Linked DNA regions of Mus musculus: regions 1 and 2 are each linked to region 3. Evidence: chromatin loops called from intact Hi-C (ENCODE). Cell type or tissue: heart. All regions are shown on one strand. Region 1 overlaps Map2k6 (mitogen-activated protein kinase kinase 6). Region 2 has its middle 23 kb from the start of Kcnj2. Region 3 has its middle 20 kb from the start of Map2k6.

The links. A loop is a pair of places that touch in the nucleus more often than their neighbours do. Peaks named below come from ENCODE experiments on the same cell type or tissue, not always from the same donor. Only the 100,000 strongest peaks of a DNase experiment are listed, where the experiment ranks them.
Region 1: a loop joins it to region 3, with 4 times the contacts of the local background. A loop is called at or near these places in 6 of 42 quality-filtered maps.
Region 2: a loop joins it to region 3, with 2.6 times the contacts of the local background. A loop is called at or near these places in 2 of 42 quality-filtered maps.

The regions. Positions count from the first base shown.
Region 1 is chr11:110,478,988-110,486,987 of GRCm38, reverse strand. Map2k6 (mitogen-activated protein kinase kinase 6) reads right to left here. Exons shown (of 12, transcript NM_011943.3): 2 at 4,383-4,449. Among named protein-coding and RNA genes, the nearest start is that of Gm39446, 6.2 kb to the right of the region's middle. In heart, a CTCF peak has its summit at 3,581 (motif pointing right); no DNase peak of the experiment used is centred here; H3K4me3 peaks cover 624 bases; H3K27ac peaks cover 623 bases.
Region 2 is chr11:111,039,135-111,047,134 of GRCm38, reverse strand. No RefSeq gene overlaps it. Among named protein-coding and RNA genes, the nearest start is that of Kcnj2, 23 kb to the left of the region's middle. In heart, a CTCF peak has its summit at 4,742 (motif pointing right); no DNase peak of the experiment used is centred here.
Region 3 is chr11:110,375,536-110,383,535 of GRCm38, reverse strand. No RefSeq gene overlaps it. Among named protein-coding and RNA genes, the nearest start is that of Map2k6, 20 kb to the left of the region's middle. In heart, a CTCF peak has its summit at 3,407; DNase peaks (open chromatin) are centred at 3,365 and 3,715; H3K4me3 peaks cover 1,062 bases; H3K27ac peaks cover 993 bases.

The DNA of each region.
Region 1 (8,000 bases), 100 kb before region 3:
AGAAAAGTCACTAAATATTTGGGCTACCTCCATTTTCTTGCCAACCAATGAGACTACTGGATAGATAGATCCTCTTCCAGATCCAATCTTCTATTTGAAACCATGGCTTGCAAACCACCTCCTATGGCCCAGCCAGCTATGAAAGTCTTTCATAAATTTAATGATTCCACAATATTCTATAAAAATAACCGGCAAAGAATATACAATTGATGCCACCATGGCTCTGTTACAACACAGGAGACATACTCTCTAGCTTTCCCAAATGCTTGCTGCCCCTGACTCTGATCTCTGCTTATACTTCATGGCAACATCATAGGACATGGTACCATTTTCTAAATGAATAAAAATGCACACCAGAAAAGCTTGGTGATTTTTATAAAGAAACACAATTAATGACTACACTGAGTAAAAACATCATGTCACCCAATCCTCAGCCTTGACCAAAGGAGTCAGAAGAGAAGAAAGAAGTTAAAATAACTGGATAAAGTGCCTTACCCACTCCACAATTCCCATGTAAATCAAGGGAATCAAGGGATGGGTTCCTAATACTCAGGCTTCCAATGAAAATGACTAATCCACCCAAGCCTGGGGCCTCTGGGTTCATCAGCTCTGCCAAAAGTATCAAAGGATGGAGCCAAGCCTGACAGCTCAGGTTGGATTTCCAGACACTGGGCTCCTCACATCCAGAGTTGAACATATTAGTTTACCTGAGGTGGTCACCGTTAGCCACACAAAGCTTAAACCTGGATATTCTTGTCAATTATTCAATATTTTATTCCTCTGGGGAAAGAACCAAACTTAGTAGAAAATTCTTTCCCTGGAAGACCAAATGTATTCTAAAGGTTGCCTAAGACAACCAGTGAATACCAGTGATGGCCTAGTTTGATAATTATTTACTTATCTACGACTGTATACAAGGAACCAGCTTGTTGGTCACTGTTACATGTACTGTTCATTTATTTGATTGAAGACCCACCTGCTATGCAGATAAACAGCTCCCTGGTTACTATTACATGCATTGTTTGTTTATTTTATTACGTGGTCAGAAGCATGAGTAGATCATGTATATAAAACAGCTTTTTGACCTTCTGTGATACTCAAGGAGCTATGTCTCCACTTCAGTGGGAAGAATTAACATCAAAAGACATAAAATGCTTTCAGATTCTTCAATAAGATAATAGCATGAGAACCCGGAGCTCCACCATGATGAACTCTCACTACAGAGGTCAAGGGCTCTCATTTACTAACCAAGAACTACTAGGTCTGATCTCACATATAGCTAAGAAGGCCACTGAGCCTCTGGCATCCCTAGCTCTATATGCCAGCTTGCATGCATAAAAGCTATGCCATAGAACTAAATAATTTGCAGCGTCCTTTCACTGGGTAGCTATTATGATAGACCAAGATCTGGGCCACAGATGAGGGTTTCTCATCTCAATAGTGATCCTCTCACTTGATCCCACTCTTGAAGAAGGAACTTAAGCTTGCTGCAACAAGAAATCATGCCTAAACGAAGGTATGCAACTGGAGAAGCTTAGAGTCCAAACATGAAACTAAGCTGAAGGACTCTGCACACAGCACCCGACCCTTGAATAGTCTGCCGTTTCACTTCCCGAGTGAATGAGAAAAACTCCCTGACACACATACCAAGTGACTTGTCAAGGTTAAACAAACTGCTAATTATTAGCTTAGAATTGAATTTGAACTAGTTACTAACAGTCAAGGGAGATGACAACTCAGAAAACAGAGGCAAAGACAGTGACTCAGAACAAGCATGCCATAAATCCACACAGGGTGAGCTAAGGACCGGCCTCCAGGCTCTCTGCTCTACCCCAGCACGGCAGGAAGGGGAAAAGTAAAAATGGTACTTGTCTCTATCTGACAACACATCTGACTAGAAAATTACAAAATCCAGAAGCTCTGCGTCAGCCAGTGTCTCTGTGAACAAGGACAAGGTTGTTCTAAAGCTAATAAGAAAAGACTCTTTCAGGGGCCAATGTAACTTTGGAATACATGTTTGTATATGTACATGTGTGTATATGTAGACATATGTGTGTATATGTGTGTGTATTACAAAAACCTAAGAAAACAAAAAAAAATTAATTTTCCAAAAGAGCAAAATAGGAGAAACCACATTCCCTATGACATAATAAGATATCGTGAGCCCAGAGAAAGAGCAGAAAAGTCAAGAGAACAGAATAGAAAAAAAAATGCAGAAATAGCCCAATTACTATCAGACAAATGAAAATGGCAATTCAACAGGGAAGGGACAGTTCACAGCCATCTGAACTACATCAACTGGAAATGTGTCAACAAAAACAAACCCAAAACCCTCAGTGCAATAGACAGTGTACAAAACCTGAGCTCCAAATGGACCTTGGGTTTCAAGGTAAAGGTACAGTTTCTAAGCAGGATCACTGAGAATCCTCAGGGCCAGAGGTAACAAGAGTTCTTATGTATCAGAGGCATAATCTGTAGGAAGAATAACAACTAATAAATAATATTCCAGGGCTGGAGAGATGGCTCAGCGGTTAAGAGCACTGACTGCTTTTCCAGAAGTCCTGAGTTCAATTCCCAGCAACCACATGGTGGCTCATGACCATCTGTAATGGAATCGGATGCCCTCTTTTGGTGCGTCTGAAGATAGCTACAGTGTGTGTATATATATATATATATATATATATATATATATATATATATATATATATAATCAAAAATATATAATATTTCATCAAATCAAATTTTTCTGCCCTGTTTAAAAAAAAAAGCCCAATGAAAGAATGAAAAAGATGAATTACATGCTGAAAGAAGTAGTGTCAAATGAGATAACTGGGAAAGTCCTTGTGCGTAGAATACATAAATAACTCAACAGCCAGTCACAGGAAGGCAGGGTAGCTCAGTGGAGAACAATCTCGGCTTTACCAAACCTGGGGTCCTGAGCTCAGTATCTGGGAGCCACTTGGTGGAAAGAGAAAATGGATTCCCTCTGAACTCCACAGGCAAGTACACACACACACACACACACACACACACACACACACGCGACCACTTGTATGGCTAGTGAACTCAAGTAAGTTCTCGCATGTGCGCCAGCATGGCTTCCTTGGTTATGAGAACACTGTAGAGTTGTATAAGTTGTTAACAAGCAGGCAGGCGGGTGTCTATAGACTCAGCCAAGAGTACACTGGAGTCTCATGCTCATTCCTCGGCAACCCCCTCTAACTATAACCATGTCAAAGTGCGATCCCATAAAGTCCTTTACAGATAGCACGAGGAAGAGTCATAGTTTACTGCATGCTCTACAAGCCAGAGAGGAATGCTAAGGAATTAGGGTCACATTTTATTTTTTTCACATTTACAGTTGGAGAGAATGGCAAACTATGCAGACGAAAAATTCCCTTCAGACAAACCCGATATTCACGTAGGAAGAGGAAGAATTTCCTCCTACACATCATCATGAAAGGAATATTCCAACTGAATTCAGTCTATCGGCAACCCTAGAAAGTCTCTCTCTGTTGCTGCATGGCAAGCCAGGGCCTTTCTATCCTGGACAATCTCTCGGTCATTTTCATGAGCACATCCTAACACTAGGGGGTGCTCTTTCTGATACGATGCTTCACAGCTAAGGTCAAACTGCCTTTACCAGGAGGCTTAGTGAATTGAGGTTAAACAGACTCAGGGTTGGGCTCTTCCGTTCTTGCTCTGCCGCTCCAGCGCTTCATGGTTTATGGTCTTGGATTCCCCACTCCTTGGACACAGATGCATTGATTCTTAAGACCTCCAGCTGCATGGGAGATACCCAGCCAACCTCACAGACATGCAAGAGGACCTGAGCTCACTTAGGGCTTTGGGTGACAGCTTCCGCTAATCAAGAGGCATTCCCTTCGTTTGTTCTGTACCTACAGTCAGGACTAAGTGTCAAAATGCCATGAATACCATCAAATACCACCCTCCCATTTCAACTCAATTTTAAGAGTATTATTGCCACACACACATACACACACACACACACACACACACACATAAACACATGGATTTATTTGTTTGTTCGTTGGTATCTAGAGGGGAGTGTTGAGCCAGTCCACACCTGGGGAACTTGCTGGGTATATATATATAGGATCTCAGCTCCCATATGGTATATAGCTCTCACACAGCCAGTAATCTGAGACACTGACTTCAAAGCTGTGGGTCAGTGTAGACTAGAAGTCTGTTTTAGAGCTCAGAAACGTGAGCAAAGAACTTTCCTCTCAAAGGGCTGAATGTATTTTCCAACAGCCATGTGCAAACTGAAGACCTTGCTCACGGGTCCAAAAAAATTGAGCCCCACAGCAAGCTCGTAAAATACAAGTGTTTGGAATGGAACCATCATCCGGCCAACTTACGTGGAACTGGTCTGAGGCTGTTCAAACGCTTCTTTTGGAATCTTAAGGCCCGGGTTTCGCTTCTTGCCTACGGGGAAGGACATAAGGAAAAAGTTAAAGTTCACCTTACCGCAAAAGAGCGAGGGAAGAGACTTCCCAAGCAAAGGGAGAAAGTCAGCAAAGGCTCGGAATACATCTTGCTAAGGGAGCAGCCAGTCAGGGCCAGGGGCCAGGGCACCACACAGCTTCTCAGAGGCAATTTGGGGCCAGAAATAGCAATGCCTTAGACCCAGGTGAGCGTATCATAGTGGAAATGTCCATTCTTGCTGGGAGTATGCCAGCAAACACTTGCCTGCATGATCCCCAGCGCTGAAGAAGAAATGTCAGCTCTTTTGCTAAAGAGGTGGAGCCTTCCTACTCACTGAGACAACTGTCACAATACCTTCTTTGGCTGTTCCTTTATACAGTAACTGTGATGGCAGAGGACACTGAGTCTAAGGTGGGACATTTTGGTTGTTTATTTGTTTCCGTTCTAACTGCAAGAAAATGTAGTCACCTTGATCCTAGTTTTCTAAATCGGAGAGAAGTTGATAGATGTGATGGTGGAAGTGAATACAAAACACTTCTCGAAGCTGAGTCATGGTGGCACATGCCTTTAATCCCAGCACTGGGACAGAGGCAGGTGGATCTCTGAGTTCGAGGCCAGCCTGGTCTACAGAGTTCCAGGATGGCCAGGACTACACAGAGAAACCCTGTCTCAAACAAACAAACAAACAAACAAACAAACAAACGATTCCTCTGCTCTTCTATCTATACACATCCTTTGGCTGTCACTGAGAGGCTGAAACACTGAAGAGAGTCTGATTAACTACTGGGAGCATGCAATGATACATTGACTCTGCTCTAAAAGGACTAGGTGCATGCAAAATGATACATTGACTCTGCTCTAAAAAGGATTAGCAGAACAGCCGGGATCCTGCCTGGAGGTTATCACCCTCTGTGGGGGTCCAGATGGGAACTCTGCTGTTGCTCATCCCTGGGCTGAAACTACAGGAGTGTTTGGCTCAGGCACCTTTGCTGATGAGTCAAAAAGACCAGACTAGGAAATGTCAGCTTAGGAACCATGTGGGGGAAATCAGTCATGTTAAGGACCTGGGAGTCTCTTCCTAGATGTAGATAGCAGGTATCTGAGTTTGGCAGAAGTCGAAACAAAGATGGAATCTTTCCTCCTCTCCCCTTTGTATTCCAAGTGGATGCATCAGTGCTGATACAAGCCCTGGATGAGATCCTAGTAAACCTTAAGGCATAACATAACTTAAGAAATGCATGGTTTCTGCATGCAAATGAACTCCGTGGCATCTTCAGCATCACAGAACGGGCACTGACATCACAGCATGTGTGCTGAGGTCTCTGGACACCCGGCATGGAGCTCTTCCCACTATTCTATCAGGGCAAATGTATAGAAGCGGTCAGAGGAGTGAGATGCAGGAACACGGAATTGTGAGTTTAAAAATCACCAGGTTATTTCTCTGACCAAATGACCTACAGACCGTCCTTTTTCAGAAGATTCCTTTTTTAATTTTACCGGTGTGAGTGCTTTGCCTGCGTGTATGTCTGGGTGCCACATGCATGCCATGTCTGAGGAGGCCAGAAGGCATTCATTGTATTCCCCCTGGAATTGGAGCTACAGACTTTTGGAAGCCACCTCCTGGATGTTCAGAATAGAACACAGGTCCTCTAGAAGAGCAGAGAGTGCTTTTAACCAAGAACTGGCTTTTAACTCTCAGGCTCCAGGGTTGTAAAATCCAGAATAACATCAATATTTACTTCTCTAAACTAAATGTAAGAATCAAACCAGACAGGACATGTGAAAAATATTGAGCCAAAGAACCCTTCCAGTATGATCATATAGAGAAGCAATCTATGTGTCTTATTTAAAAAAAAAAAAAGTAAGAAATCCATGACTAAGACGGGTTATGTTATTAGAACCCTAAGACCGAGTATAATTGAGCTTTTTCTAAGTATTCTTTCAAAAATTCAGTACCTAGATCAACTCAGCAGGCAGTATAGAGGCAATGGTAGTCAGTAATCAGCACAAAAAAAGCCTTTGGGGAGCATCTTTTAGTAAACGGCTTTTCTCAACTATCTCTTCATTTCTTTCAAGCGATCTAGAAGAATCAGTCAGTGTACATCATTTCTCCCTCCCCCTGAATCTCAGAGGCCACTCAGCACATATTTATCAAGGTAATCAGCCCTATACAATGTGGGCTGACAAAGTATAGAACTTTTCACTGTACTGCTGGGTGGCTATGTCTGACGCTGAGATCCCAGATACACGGATGGCTTAACTCTGAGGAGCCCCATCCAAGAGTCTCGGCCACAAGACAAGGAGATGCAAATGGAGAGGAGTCACTCCAGGGAGGAACCAGATGCCCTCCTTCAAATCGGGACAAATGGCTAGCGACACAAGCAAAGAGGTAATCAGAAAAGCACAGCAAATATCACAGCAAATACCACCACCTTAGGGTCCTCCCAAATGAAACAAAAGTAAATATAGCCTGCCTGGAGTAAGGGCTCCCAGTGGTCATTGGAGGAAATCTTAGACAGAAGTTATTCGTCCTCACTGCTAACTTGGGTCCTACATGTCAGGTGTGAGGAACGATCAGTTTAAATTTAGAGGAAAATCACCATTTAAAAAGTTTAATACACCAGGAGGGATGCTTAAGCAGCAACCAGTTATGACACCATAAGGCAATAAATTATCAACACATCCATTCAAAGACAGAAAGACCGGGAGGAAGGAAGTGAGCAATGAAGGAAGAGAAGGGGGTGGGGAGAGATCTTTGGGGACAGAAACCCAAAACAGAGCAGATGACCAAAACAATAACACAGCCTGCCTGTGGTTCTCCCCCAACTTCCCAAGTACACCCAGCACCTCACACCACTCTGCCCCGGAATTTGCAGCCTCTAGTCTCCTCTGACATCCCACTCTCTATAAGTTAGACATTTTCACAGTGTTCAAAGTTTTCACGAGTATAAATTTTCAAACCATTCAACCCCTGACAGCAACCAGAACAAACCTCAGGAGACAGAGCAGCCGAACATCACTTAGAAAAGTGTCCTCTTTTCTTAAAGATGTAAACCAAGGCACTTGAAAACCACACACATCTCTACCACCTTCCAGAACTTACTTGACCATCTCCAGAAGCTTCGTTGGCTTCCAGGAGGCCTGCAAAGCTGCAAACTGCAAAGCTGGCAGAAGGAATCCCAGCAGAAGCCATCCTTTGCTAAGCTCCAAAGCCGGCACGCTTCAGCTGGAGGCAAAAAAAAAAAAAAAAAAGCAGGCTCCGCCTCCTGCTCTTGTGCGGTAGCAAAACTCCACAGAGTTCATTGTTCCAGGGCAGTGGAAGCCACTCAGGGAGGCAGAAGGTTAGCATGCCCATTCAGACACCCAGGGGTGGCATTGATCATTAACCAGCCCAGCAGTTATAAATGGGAGCCCAGTGCTTTTGATAAATAGCTCTTTCATTTCCTAACAGAAAGAAAAACAATAGGTGGTCGCTTTCCAGCTGTGTTTATTTCAGGGCAATCTGTTCCCTCAAGGAGGCTGCCAACACCTCGTGCTCACATTTAACACTG
Region 2 (8,000 bases), 660 kb before region 3:
TTTAAAATTATATACTTAGAAAGCTTCTGAAATAGTATACAAACTTGTAGGCTAGGGTAATCAAATCCATATACATTTTGCAATTTCCCTTCAACAGTTGGTTGTAATAAATGACCTAATAAAGGTAGAGTTAGAATCTCTGGCAGAGGTAGAAATTCTTGCTCATTTGGCTACTAAAGTCATGGGGAAAAAGTCTTTACTCCAATGGTAGTCTAACCCCTTATATCTAGATCCTTGCAATTAATGCTTCAATCACAGATAAAATCATTTCTTGATCACTGAAGTCTTAACACCCGTGTTACTTACAAAATATGAAACAGGAGCACATAGAATGTTAGATACTTTATTCATAGGATAAGTTTTTAGTAAGCTTCAAAAAACAAATAAAGGTGAAGGAAAATCCTGATCCCCAATGCTGGGGCTGTTACTTCAGGGATAGGAAGTAAGAGCCTTTTGTGTATAAAGCCCTGGTCTCAATCATTAGCAATGATAAATAAATAAATAAATAAATAAATAAATAAATAAATAAATAAATAGAGAGGGAATAGGGATGATGCTAAACCTCCCCCAAAATTGAAATTAGCAGTAACATTAAGAAATTAAGACTTATTTGTTATTTATCTATTAGTTTATTTACGACGTATGAACAGACAATAACGTGAGAAGAGTTAATGGGCAATGAGCAGAGCATGCCTTCTCTGTGCTGTTAGATAGGACATGGGTACAACATCCCCAATCTTCATCCCACAGTGACCCACACACATGAGGGCTGATTAGGTCCCAGACTCAAGGGTCTTGATCCTTTTCTTTTTCCTGTTTACCAGAGGTTGAAGTGCAGAAAAGCCATGTCCAGCTCTTTACATTTCTGTACCACATGTTGGTCAGCCAACAAGGTGGTTTATGGGTAGAATTTGTGTTCTTCAACCTCCATCCCAACAGTTATTTGGTGACCAATTTTCAATTCTCCTATCTCAAACTCAGAGCTCTGGGATTACAGGTATGACCTTTCAACCCAGTTCCAGTCTTGTTGCTTTTCCCTTAATCCACTCAAGTTCCAAATCTCTAGGATGAGTTTGAGTATGTAAATTTTGCCTGCCCCCTTACATTTCTGATGATTCTCTTCATTATCCTATGATTATCATACTCCTCGCTGAACTTAAAAAAAAAAAGAAAAGAAAAGAAAAAAGGAAGAAAGAAAGAAAGAAAGAAAGAAAGAAAGAAAGAAAGAAAGAAAGGAAGGAAGGAAGGAAGGAAGGAAGGAAGGAAGGAAGGAAGGAAGGAAGGAAGGAAGGAAGGAAGGAAGGAAGGAATCCAGCTGTTGATGTTGTTTCCTTGTGGTATCTGCAGCTAAGGTGGTATGCCACTGTCTACTACTTATGAACCAGGTCATTAGTATTCTTCCTCCTGTGTTCAAAGGGTTGTTGTTTGTTTCTCTTTCACTTTTTCTCCTACTTGAACTATTCTCCCCCAGCAGGTCACCGTTCCCATTTGTTCATAAATACAATACACTACCTCCCAACTGACAAGAGAAAGGAATTTAGAAATAAAAAGATGTAAGTGATCATCTATCTCTCAAGCATTGGTATTTGGGGGAGGAGGGACTTTTATTTTGATACCTGTATTTTTCAAAAGTTGTCTCCACATTCTCACCTCTCTGTCAGTACAGCTCTTCAGTCAGACACCTCAGGCATTTTTATTTCAAAGACAGTGTAGTTGTATCATATCAAGCCACTCCTCTCTATGTCGTATTGTATTCTTTATCTGGGTTTTAAGCAACTCTTCTTCTCTTGTGCCTCCTCATTGTTCTTTAATACATCACTTTTTGTCTGAATCACACAGCACTCAAGGGTCTTGGCTTATACATTTCTGATTCCCTTTTGCTATTAGATTCTTAGATCTAAACCAGACTTACATTGTTAGGCAAGTACTCATGCAAATACCTTTTAAATTTGTAACTTCGGGTCTTGCACTCTCCCACAATACCAAGTTCACACATCTTCTTTCTACTTTTACCTCCCATTTGGTATTAGCTACATATTAAAACACATCCCATTCAAAACACATTTCCCCCGGTTCTAGAGTCTTGAATTCTGCATCAGGCACTTGTTCTTGTTTGGAATTCTCAGGTCTCTGCACATTTAACTCTCTCATGTCTGGGTGTTTGAGCCCATTGTACCACAAATGGGTAAATTCCTTTAAACAAATAACTCTGACATAAATATGTATATTGTTTCTGTCTTTCTTACTTCAGGTTGCAAAAGGGCAAGACTTGTTTCTATTCAGTTCATTATTGCTTTACAATGTCTGTGAATGACTCAACATACTGTTTTCATACTTAATATATAATGAATACATAAAAATGGTATTATTTTTTAAAATTGCATACCCGTACCAGTTAAAGGAATTTCACTTTTCTTATCAGCTATGTTAAGTCCAACTTGTAACTCAAAGGTAAGAAAATGATGAAGTGTGAAGGTGAAGAGATGAAGGAAGGAACTAAGAATGGGAAGAAGGAAGGGGGAGGGGGAGAGGGAAGAGGAGGAGAGGGAGGACAGGTGATGGAGAGGAGAAGAGGGGGAGAAATAATTGTGCTGCAGAAAGATAATTTGTATTCATTGCCATGAATTCTGAGTAAGAATTTAGAAGTGGAAGGCCTGAATTCTTTAATTAGTTTTGCCACTTAATAACCTATAACTACAGGCAGGGCCTCCTTCTTCAGTATGTTATGTGGATAATGATAAGGCAACTGGTTGAAAGTTTAAATGGAAAGTTTTAATTCGAGATTCTCTTTTAAAATTCTTGAGATACAGCTCTAGTTTATTGTTATATTAGATCTATAAACAAGGCTGTTAGAGTGTCTTAAGATACTAAATGGTTGCGATTTTAAAACTCCTCACTTTTTTCATATAACAAAAACAAAATAGGCTTTATATATTAGGCAATTTCCCCAGTTTTTAAAAGTATGTTTTAATTTATTTTTTTAAATTTTATTTTCAGTTTTTTTGTATATTTTTATTTTTTAATTTACATTTTAGGTAAACTTATTTACATTTTAAGTAAACTATAATTACATCAGTTGCAATGCTTTTATATTTGATGCATCACTTTAATTGTCATAATCTTGTATGGAGTTGCTTTAATCCCCATTTAACAGAACAGAAAGGCTTTAAACATTTGCATTCATTTGCCTGAGGCCACATGGGGGATCCAAAGAGTTTGGATTCACATCAAGATCACTGACTATTATAGGTTTTAGTGTAAACTAGATGGTAAAAACAAAAAGAGAGCAACTGAGAAATGAAAATACAGAGGGAGTCTAAGGCATGCATGAACCAAATAGAGAGGGCTCACGATTCAGTTACATCTATCTGTAGCGGTGATTAAAAAATAAAAACACTTTAACAAATGCAACTTACGGGAGAAAGGGGTTATTCCAGCTCATAGTTAAAGGTACAGTCAACTGTAGTAAGAGGCTGAAGGTATCCAGGTCTTCCATTAGCCGGTCACATGAATCCCAGAGTCCGGAAACAGAGAGAAGGGAATATATTCTAATGCTAAGTCCTCCTTCTCCATTTATACTCTTTACAGTTCTAGTCAGGGAGTGGTCACCACCCGCTGTGGATGGATCACCTCCTCACTTAACACAACAAAGATGATAAACAGGCAGACACAAACTCACTCAGTGGTGATTCTAGTTTCTATCAAGTTGATAGTTAACATTGTCTCAAGAGGGAATGAACAGGATAGACATAATGTCAAAGAAACAGAGATAGAGACCAAAGATGGGTGGACGAACAGATGGATGGAGGTACAGACAGATAGACAGACAGATGGATGGACATGCGGGTGGATACTTAAAGTCAATGTTAACACGATAATATACCTGGGATGTTCTCTCTATATACCTCTATCTCTTTCTCCATTCTGTATCTCCCACACACTTCTCTCTTCTCTCTTTCCTCCATAAAGTGAGAGAGTTGTTGGACTTTACTGTTATCTAATACTTTGATCCTTGTCTGTATATGCCAAAGCAAACAGGCTTTGATGCAGTAAGACCATAACTATTTCATTTCTCAATTTGAAAATATAATATTTACTCCCTAGCAAGCAGGACTCTGTAGGCAAATGGACCGTCCTATCTTTCTCCACTCTTCAGCTCTGGATGCTGACAAAGTTGGAATTTAGAAGACAAGACGGAACAAAAATATTCTGTAAGCAAGTACTACAGATCTGTGAAGTACATACAATTTACTGGAGTGGAATGAGCATGCCTACAAAGCAAATCCTACTCAGTAATGAGAATTGTGATTTGTAAGCTATTTCCCCTCTGTGTGTGTGCATGATCATTCTGTAATTTACTGGTGATTACTACATACGTTCTGACTACTTTTCTTGTAATAAATAGAACTATTAATTATTAGATTCTCGATGGACACTATCCAGACATCCTTGACTATATATGTAGACCCAGAAAAACAGCCTGTGTGAACTCCAGTTTCTTCTTCTAATGTAATCTAGGTTGAGGAAGCCAAGGGAAGAGAGAGAACATGTAATCCATACTTAGACAGGGCCACACTTGCCTTCAGTGCGTACTACTTTCTGCCTTGAATGGTCACACTTTGATTATAGCTATTACTGCTAAAATGCACTCCAAATTGGAGAGGAGGGGAAAAAAACCAAGAAACCGAAAACCATACCAGATTTACTTCATGGGAAAACTTGTGTTGTCTTGTAACCACAAGGTGGCGCAATAGGGACCAAGAATGCTCAACCCCTAATAGAAAAGCAATTACTAGAGACATTTTCATAATAATTATTAATACTATTATTATCCCAGCATGGGAGGGGAACGATTAATTAAGCCCCACCCATAGCTGGGGAGCTACTGGCAAGTGGTGGCTTCTAGAAGAGGGAGAATCAGTTTGCTTCAGGGATGAGGACCGTGAGAGACTACCCAAGGCCCTGCAAAGGGTCCTACATCCATGTAAATGCAGTCAGTACTAAGTGGATGTAGTGGCTTTTAAAAGTAGCACGTGAAGTTGTCAAGGAACGATGGAGAGTTCTGGAAAAGAAGCTAGAGATCCAGGGCTGAGGGGTGGGTTTGGTCGAAGCATGTTACATGGATACATGAAACTCTCAAGCAGTAAAAATGAAATTTGAGAATAGCATAAACAGAAGTTTGTACGGTGGATGACCTCTCTTGGTTCATGTCACATATATAAGTTGTCCTTATCACAGCACTCATGCTGTTTCTTAGAATTTCCTCTCATTGTGGTGGATAAGCGGTATTCCCATCTTTTCCACATTCAGACTTTGTGGTCTTTATATAAACTACTCAAGGAACATAGATGTACTATCATAGAAAAGGATGGGAAAATAGATCAGAAAAACAAGATCAGCAATGATCACATTAACTACACTGTCAAGTTCTTACTGTGTACATTACATGATCAGATCATGGTAGGTTACTCATTAAAGGAAGACTCCCAACTGTACAGAGAGGAACTGGACACTGGAAATGTCCAGGTAAATTCACATTGAGCCAGAATTCTGAGAAGAGAGATCATAGGCTACATACTCCCTCTATTGGCATTGTCCTACCGATGTCCTAGAAAGTAGTTGGCTAATCAGAATTAGGAATTTATCTCTACAGGTATAGAAGTCCAAGATCAAGCCAGAGTGTATCTGACCCATGAAGAATGCTTCTCTCTGAACCCCACACAGTGGGAGGAGCAAGGAGTCCCTGGTCTGTTCTACAAGAGCACTGTCATCTCTTGTGAAGTCTCTTGACTTCACTTTGGACCAAGGACTCATCTCTCACTGCTATCAACTTGGGCATTGAGATCTCCTACATAGGACTATTAGGGGCACATAGACACATACACCAGAGGAATATACTAGCAACAGTCAGCATAAAGAGTGAGGGAAGGCAAGCAACAAACAAAGTGGGCAAGATGAGAAGTAGAGTGAGGAAGAACCATGACAACTGATGGCCATAAGGAACCCAGAAATATTCAAAGGAATATCTGTATTATAAGTATTCCAAAAGAGTTGAGCAGAGAAATTGGACCATTTTCCCTCAGATTCATAATTCATCATTGATAGGACTGAGACATGAATCTATTTCACTTGGAATCAGAGCCATCAACATCCATTTAGACACATGGCTTCAAACGTTAACCACTGCATCAAGAAGAAATCATGAACATTTAACAATTGTGACAAATATTACCTAACATTTTTATCATTTCGTCATTTGAGAATTTCATTCACATATATTATGTGTTTTGATCACTTTGCCTTTTTTGTCTCCCCTGTGCCCTGAGATGGCTTTCCCCTCACATCTCCATGTGCTGTCTCTCTTTTTGTTTTAGTCCACTGAATCCACTTAGTGTTGGCTGTATGTGCACAGTCATAGAACCATCTACTGGAGCATAGATACCCTTTAAGAGACTGAATCCTTGAAGGAAACTTCTTCTTTCCCTCCCAAAAGCAATCAACTGCTAAAGACATCTCTGCTAGGGCTGGAAATTTGTGGGTTCTTTCTCCACCCAAACATTACTGTTCAGTACCTGTCTTTGTCAGGGTTTCTATTCCTGCACAAACATCATGACCAAGAAGTAAGTTGGGGAGGAAAGGGTTTATTCAGCTTACACTTCCACACTGCTGTTATAACCAAAGAAAGTCAGGACTGGAACTCAAGCAGGTTAGGAAGCAGGAGCTGATGCAGAGGACATGGAGGGATGTTACTTACTGGCTTGCTTCCACTGGCTTGCTTCCCCTGGCTTGCTCAGCCTGCTCTCTTATAGAACCCAAGACTACCAGCCCAGAGATAGTCCCACCCACAAAGGGACCTCCCCCCTTGATCACTAATTGAGAAAATACCTTATGGCTGGATCTCATGGAGCCATTTCCTCAACTGAAGCTCCTTTCTCTGTGATAATTCCAGCTTGTGTCAAGTTGACACAAAACTTGCCAGTACAATTGACCCATTGTCAACTTGACACACAAACACATTACTAGTAAGCCTCAACCCTTAGTTTCTTATTCATCCCCAAGATATAAACAACTTTAAAAGTCCCACAGTCTTTACATATTAAAAGTTCAATCATTTTAAAATATCCAGTATCTTTTAAAATCCAAAGTCTTTTTACAATCAAAAGTCTCTTAACTGTGGGATCCACTAAAATATTTTCTTCCTTCAAGAGGGAAAAATATCAGCCGGGTGTGGTGGCGCACGCCTTTAATCCCAGCACTCAGGAGGCAGAGGCAGGCAGATTTCTGAGTTCAAGACCAGCCTGGTCTACAAAGTGAGTTCCAGGACAGCCAGGGCTATACAGAGAAACCCTGTCTTGAAAAACCAAAAAAGGTGGGGGGGTTGATATCAAAAGCAAAAATTAAACTCCAACTGTCCAATGTCTGGGATCCAACTCACAATCTTCTGGGTTCCTACAAGGGCTTGGATCACTTCTCCAGCCCTGTCCTTCATAGCACACAGCTTTTCCTCTAGGCTCCAGATATCTGTACTCCATTGCTGCTGCTCTTGGTGGTCATTCATGGTCCTGGAATCTCCAAAACACTGCATGACCCCTTCAGTCCTGGTCCATCAATTGAAACTGAGGCTGCACTTTCACCAATGGCCTTCCATGGCCTCTCACAGTGCCGAGCCTCAGCTGCTCTTCATGACCCCTTCATGCCTTCAAAACCAGTACCACCTGGGTGACTCTTATACATTACTAAGTCCTGCTGCAGCACAAGGTACAACTTTGGCCATCTCTGGAACACAGCCTCTTTGTGATTTTGGGAAAACACTTCCCAGAAAATGTCACCTCAAAGATTCTGGTCTTTTCTTAATCACAGCTAAATTTTTTCCTCTAGCTAACCAGCATCAATAGTCCCAGTAATGCAAAGTTTTTGCTTTAGTAGTTCTGGTATCTTGTTAATAACAGCTGATTCTTCAGCCCAAGCTAACCACAACCACAGAATCTTCACAATCAAAA
Region 3 (8,000 bases):
AACCACTCTGCAAATCAATCTGAAGGTTCCTCAGACAATTGGAAATAGATCTACCTGAAGGCCCAACTATACCACTCTTGGGCATATAACCAGAAGATGTCCCACCAGGCCACAGGGGCACTTGTTCCACTCTGTTCATAGCAGCCTTGTTTGTGATTTCCAGAAGCTGGAAATAACCTAGATGTCCCACAACAGAAGAATGGATACAGAAAATGTGGTTCATTTACACAATAGAGTACTACTCAGGCAAATGGATGGAACTAGAAAATATCATCCTGAGTGAGGTAACTCAGACCCAAAAGGACATGCATGCTATGTACTCACTGATAAGTGGATACTAGCCAAAAGAGTACAGAATACCCAAGATACAGTCCACAAAACTCAAAAAGGTCAACAAGCTGAAGTGCCCAAGTGAGGACACCTCAGTCCCACTTAGGAGGGAGAAGAAAGCAATCAAGGCTGGAGGGAGGGACCTGGGAGGGAAAGGGGAAGAGGCAGGAGGGGAACATGATCTGGTATTGGGTGGGGGAAAAGGACTGAACCCCTGAGGGCCAGCAGAAAGAATGGAAACAGGTAACCTGAGGAGGTAGGAGGTTTGGGGAGGGGGGAATGACGACACTCGAGAATGAACTAGAAATCTAGGAGGTGAAAGACTCTCAGAACTCAAAGGGAGGAACCTTAGATGAAATGCCCTACAGTGGGGAGAGGGAATTTGTAGAGCCCACCTCCAGCAGGAAGATAGGGCATCAAGTGAGGGATGGGGTTGTCATCCCACAGTCAAAACTCTGACTCATAATTGTTCCTGTCTGAAAGAACTGCAGGGGTGGAGAGGGAGAGGAGCCTGAGGAAAAGAAGGTCCAGCTATAGGCTCAGCATGGATCCAGCTCAAGGGGAGGTCCCAAGACCTGACACTATTACTGAGGCTATGGAGTGCTCACAAAAAGGGATCTATCATGCCTTCCGAAAGGCCCAACAAGCAGCTGAAAGAGTCGGATGCAGATATTTACACCCAATCAATGGACAGAAGCTGCTGACCCCTGTGGTTGAATTAGGGAAAAGCTGGAAGAAGCTGAGGAGGAGGGCAACCCTGTAGGAGGACCAGCAGTCTCAATTAAGCTGGACCCCCAAGATCTTTCAGACACTGGATCACCAACCAGGCAGCATACAGCAGTTGACATGAGGCCCCCAACACATATAAAGCAGAGGACTTCTGGGTCTGGGTTCAGTCAGAGAAGATGCACCTAACCCTCAAGAGACCGGAGGCCCCAGGGAGTTTAGAGGTCTGGTGGGGTGGGGGTGGGGGAGACATCCTCTGGCGACAGGGGCAGGGGGGTGGGATGTGGAAAAGTTGGAGGGTGAACTGGGAGGGGGATAAAATCGGGAGTGTAAAAAAAAAGAGATTAAATAAAAGAAAGAAGGAATATTTAAAAAAAACAATATAAACAAAAAATTAAGCGTTTTTTAAGATCTTCAAGATGGGTTTTCCCCAGTTTCTTACTTAGCTAAAGGATAAATAGTAGAGGAATGTTTCATTATTAATCTAAAGGTGAAACCTTTCATTAGCAATCAATGGAGTCTGTATTTAAGGTGATATGTTTAATGTCTGTCCAAAATGATCCACATAGCATGTTTCAAATTAAACAGGGGCAGGAGAAGGATAAGAAAGCAGAGGGGGGAGACTCAGATAATTTTCCTTTTTAGCTAAATACTTTGCTTTCCATCGCAAAGAGTTTTAGGAACGTTTGTGGAAATTGGGTGTGATAGCACTTGACTGTAATCTCATCACTAGGCTGAGACGACAGAGTTTTACATACAGGCTAGCCTGGGCTATACATATCAAAAGCCTGCCTATCTCTATAAGGAAATTGAACAGCCTTCCCTCAAGTCATAAACAAGTCCCTTGGGCCCTTCCGTAAAAATCTGCAAAGCCAAAAGCTTAGAAAGTATTAGACTGAAAATTTTTACAAGTTCAAAAAACAAAAACAAAAAACTTCAAAAGTCTAACCTGTGCTAAGTAGAACATATTTGCTGCCACCTTTTTTTTTTTCCTGAAATGTCATTACCATTTCCTTTGGTTACTATGACTTCTAAAGCCAAGTTTCCTACCTCAGGGGGAAATATACATATATTTAACCACTTATTTATTCCAATCAACTTAACTTTAGGAATTAATGGTTTTGAAAAGATAACGAGTGAAAAAAATTAAGATTTCCATTTTTCAGGATGCCTGAAATTTCATCAAAGACAAAAGTTTCTGCAGGGTTAAACATCAACCAACAACCCATTAAAAAGTGAACTGAGCCTTGTCTCCGGAAAACAGTACCTAAAAGAAACAAAGACACAGGAGTGTTGGTGAGATGGTTCAATGGTTAGAGCCGCTCTTGCTGAGAACCTAAGTTTGTTTCCCACATCCAATATCTGGGACCTCAGTACGGCCTGGCCTGTGATGTCAGCTCCGGGGTATCAGGCACCTTCTTTTGACTTCCACAGGTACCTGCACATACACCTACTTAAATAAAGTTAAAGTCAAAAGAAATAATCATTCATAGAGGAGGAAATGAAGACCTGGAGAGCCAGACCCCTCAGTGGTGGGCGGTATTCCAGTCTCCTTTTCTATCCATTTTACATACTGCCTTGGATGCAGGATGACACCTTATATGAAATCATCTTTCTAGTCGCTGTGTGCACACACTCTGGGTTCTATTTCTGTATTCATTGGAATAGACAATTTAGGTGATGCACTTGAAATACTCCCAGAACAAAGACCAATTTCCGTGAAGGTTATGAGCACTCCTGAGTTTTACAAATACAGAGGGGGGAAAAAACTGTGTCCCTGTTGTTGTAACATTTAGATAACGAAATGTGCCAGGTTTACAGAGTCCCTCGATGAGCCTCAGGAAGCGAGCCCACTCTGCGTATTGATTTTATTTGGGGATTCACAGACTGGCTGTAAACAGTTCCCAAGCAGCACGACATCAGTAAATAACAGTGAGCGGTGCAGAGCGTGGAGGGCTGAGAGGATGTGGGCCCTAGCCCAGAACGTGCGTTCCTCTTCTTCTTCTTCTGAAAGCGAGTGTGCCATTGGTCTGTTTGTCGTCCTTAGTCTAGGTTTTGGGATCAGAGCACGAATCTGTGTGCGACTGCAACCAACCACCTGTTTTCTTCAAATGGAAGTGAGAAGGTCGCCTAAGGACAATACATTAATCCCTTTGGCACCGCGTAGCCATTTGCTTGTTTTGTTTTACTTAGAAGAGATGCTTGGAGCTTTGAGTAGAACGGCCTCCCAGTTGGACCCGTCACGTGACTCCACCCAGACTCTCCGCGTGCTGTCCAAACACACAGTAGTAATGTAGGAGATTCCAAAGTTCAGAGTAACCCTGAGCCTTGGCTCCCTCTGCCTTTCTCCGGGGATGTTTACACACTGACGCCGGCTTTAATTGCACCAATGGTGTCTTGCAGGAGATCTGAGTCCCTTGACACAGGCAGGAGCAGTGCTCATGTTTAAAACGTTCCTAAGCGCCTGGATAACTGCAAATCCACGTATCGCAAGAAGCGCAGCTCCTGCACACTGCCTTGCTTCCTTTTCGTGAGCCCAGAGATTGCCGGCTTTGTCTGCCGCCCAAACTTCCCCTGAAGTTCCTCCACGGTTGGGGGCACAGTCCTGCCTAAACTTGCTTCTGTCACATTCCACACCCAGGGCAGAGTTCTGCATGTGGGAACACCATGCCCTTGCCCGGGACCTTGTTATGTAACAACCATAAATGCTCTGGTGTGCCTGTGTACAAGCTAGGAGGAAGAGGCGAAGGCAGAACTCAGTTTTGAAGCCAGGTGTGGTGACACATAGCCGCAGTGCCATGAGCCAGATGGCTGAGGCAGAAGGAGTTTGAGGGTAGCCTAGGCTACACAGAAAGACTCTTGTCTCCAAGTAAACTAGCAGCAGCTACAAAAAAAAAAAAAAAAAAAAAAAATCAAACTAAGCCTCGATTTCATTTCTATGCAAAAGAAAGCATTGGGGCACTCTCTCAGAGTGTGGCCTAAAGGCAGCTTCCCCTGTTGTAGTGAATGCACTAGAAGATCACAGAGGGTGACTGAAACAGGAAAAAAAGGGTAGGAGTTCATAAGCCTTGTTTTAGCCCTCAGTGCAGAAAATTACAGCTGGTTTAAAGTTTTCAATAATCTGCTTTATTAACTGATAGTTGGATTCTAGCTGCTGAGAGACCAACATGTTCATTTAGGTATATCCAGACACAGGAGTCATAGGATGTCATTTGTTCACTCATTCACTGATTCACTACTCACTCATTCATCCACTCACTCATTCGCTCACTGATTCACTATGCATTCACTCATTCATTCATTCATTCATTCACTCACTCGCTGATTCATTCACTCATTCACTCACTGATTCACTATTCACTCACTCATTCATTCATTCATTCATTCACACATTCATCCCTTTGGTCTGTTTTGCAAGGAAGATCAGAATAGTGAGTGATGAAAGTGGGCCTTCCGGGCTGGTGAGATGGCTCAGTGGGTAAGAGCACCCGACTGCTCTTCTGAAGGTCCAGAGTTCAAATCCCAGCAACCACATGGTGGCTCACAACCATCTGTAACAAGATCTGACGCCCTCTCCTGGAGTGTCTGAAGACAGCTACAGTGTACTTACATATAATAAATAAATAAATCTAAAAAAAAAAAAAAAGAAAGTGGGCCTTCCTATCTCCTTTGGTGACCTCTTTCTTCTGAATGGTGTGTGCTTTTTTTGTGTTGTAGATAGAAAGACCTTTGATTGTAAAATCAACTTTAGATAGCTATCAATAGTTGGCAGTCACAGCAATTGTTTTTTTTCTTGAAGATGGATGTCAGGGCTTTGGAGTATAGCTCAGTAAATCCTCATCACTGAAGGGGGAAGAGAAGAAAAAAAAAAGAGAGAGAAGCTGTGGGAAGCCACATGTGCCATTGCAGGGTGGCGCTGGCTACCGCTGGCCACCACGCATAAGTTTGGGTAGACACCCAATGTGTACATATGCAGTAAAGTTTTTTGCCAAGATGAGGTTTTGAGAATTATCCAATCAGATGAGAGACATGCAAATGAGTTATGTTAACCAATCAGATGAGAGACATGCAAATGAGGTATGTTAACCAATCAGATGTGAGACATGCAAATAAAATAGTAAGCATAACCAATCCAGGTGTGAGACACGCCTCTCCTAGGCCTATATAAGCAGCACCAGTTCTGGGCTTGAGGTCTTTTGCCTCTGCAATCAAGCTCTTCCAATAAACGTGTGCAGAAAGATCCTGTTGTGGCGTCTGCTTTGCTGGTGAGTCGGGCGCGCGCAAGAAGAAGCAAAGAAGGGAGGAAAGGAAGGAGGGAGGCAGACATCCTGCTTTGGCAATCTAAGAATCCATTACCACCAATGCTACAGCCTTTGGTCAAAGGAAAAAAATTTGATTAAAAAATATATATGGGCTGGAGAGATGGCTCAGAGGTTAAGAGCACTGACTGCTCTTCCAGCAGTCCTGAGTTCAATTCCCAGCAACCACGTGGTGGCTCATAACCATAATTAATGTGATCCAATGCCCTCTTCTGGCCTGCAGGCATACATACATAATGCACATACATACATACATACATACATACAAAAATTTTTAAAAAGCTAATAAAATAATAAAGGCACAATGAAACACACCCTCATACTCTTTCAGGTAGCCATTAGCAAACATAAGCAAAGCCAAAATAAAGAGAACAGAGCTGAGCATGGTACTCCTATGGCCTCGGTACTCTGGAGGAAGAGGCAGGAGGGTCATAAGTTCAAGGCCAGACTGGCTGACAAAATAATACGTTTTCAAAACAAACAAACAAAAGCCCCCCCCCAAGTGGGAAAAAAACCCAAAAATATAGTTCTAAGTTGATAGAGCTAAGTTATAGATCCTGTTCTACGTTGATATTTAACTGAAAGCAAGACCTTGAAGAATATTTGCATTATCTGTATTGTATCATATTCATAATGACTAAATATTAATCTGTAAGAGAGGGGGTAGAGAAAAGAGGGTGTCTGTGTGCAATAGAATATTATTTAGCCTTTTAAAAGAATAAAATTCTGATGTAAGCTACCAACCACGTGTATGAATCTTGGGAGCGTTTTGCCTTGTGGAATAAGCTGGTTACAAAAATACTTCGGTATTTACTTTCTGTGCTGTTGCTACCATGGTGAAATAGAAATAGAAAATAAAATGGTTTCCATGAACTAGTGCTAATAAAAGGGGTGGGGGGGGGGACTTACTGTTCAACTGGTATAGTGTTTCAGTCTTACAAGAAGAAAAATTAATAGATATCAGTGACAATTTACAACAATATGCATGTTGTGGAGGTCTGAATGAGAGTGACCTTCCTACATTTCTTTTAAAATTTCTTTTAAATATATATTATTTATTTGTGTGTGTGTGTGTGTGTGTGTGTGTGTGTGTGTGCCTGTGTGTTTCTGTATGTGTCTAAGGAGGTCAGAGGGGTATTGGTATCTTCCTGAACCTGAAGATACAGGCAGTTGCGAGCTGCCTGATGCTGGTTTGGGAATCAGACTCAGGACCTCTGCAAGAACAATGTGTGCTCTAACCACTGAACCATTTCCTCAGCCCCAGGCTCATCTATCTCTATACTTGGTCCCAGTTATTGGAACTGCTTGGGGGGCTTTAGGAGGTGTGGCCTGGCTGGAGCATGTATGCCATTGGATGTTGGCTTTGAGGTTTCAAACATCCCATTCCCAGTTAGCTCTCTCGCTTCAGGCTGAATCCAGTGTAAGCTCCCAGCTTCGGCCACAGCACCACGCCTGGCTGCTTTCTCCCATGATGATTGGTAGACTCTAACCATCTGGAGTTTTGTAATCCCCCAAACTAAATGTTTCCTTCTTACAGGTTGTTTGGTTGCAGCCCACAGGACTCAGTATTTAACCCATACCAGTCACCTTGACATCCCCCCAAATCCATGTGCATTGATCTATGAAGGTTCTCCTATCAATTTCTTCTGTTTAGAACCTCTCCCTTACCCAGAGAGCCATACATTTTACTTCTTCGTTATTCAAACCTGTGTTCTGTCACAGTGAGACTTTGACTATTCAATTTAAAGGCACACCCACACCCTCCCTGGTTTGTGTGTGTGTGTGTCTCTGTGTGTGTGTGTTTTAAAGAAGTTTAAGCAGTTATCTGTACATGCATACGTCTTTGTATGCCACAGGCTTGCATAACACTGGAGGTAAGACGTGGGTATGAGAGTCCCTGGAGCTGGAAACTTGGATCCTCCATGTGAGCAGCTCATGCTCTTAACACAGAACCATCTCCAGCTCTTGTGTATTCACCTTGTTCCAGACAAGCTGGACAGAACAGAAGTACCTGGTCTAATCAATGCTGTGGTCTAATAAAGACACACACACACACACACACACACACACACACACACACACACACACAATAAATAAATAAATAAATAAATAAATAAATAAATAAATGCATACATACATACATACATACATACATACATACATACATAGAGTAGAAAAAGACAGGGCACACAGAGAAAAAAAATGTAAAAATGTGAAGTTCTCTGGAGGGCACTGTGCTAAGGGAGGAGAGGCAGGGAGGGACCCTATTGAAGGGCCTTTCCTGACTGTACATTTCCAATCTGTTTGTTCCCCCAAAGAGCTTCTGCTGTACAAATGTAGACTAAGCAGTGACATCAAGCCTTGTCCCAGTGGCTCTACATCCAGCACACCCCCATCTGCAGGGTGGAAGCACGTTTTTTCACATGATAAAAGTAGGTGACTAGCCACCACCGGGCATGGTGGCACATGCCTTTAATCCCAGCAACTCGGGAGGCAGAGGCAGGCGGATTTCTGAGTTCGAGGCCAGCCTGGTCTACAAGTGAGTTCCAGGACAGCCAGGGCTATATAGAGAAACTCTGTCTTGAACTCCCCCACCCCCACTCCCAAAAAAAAAGTAGGTGACTC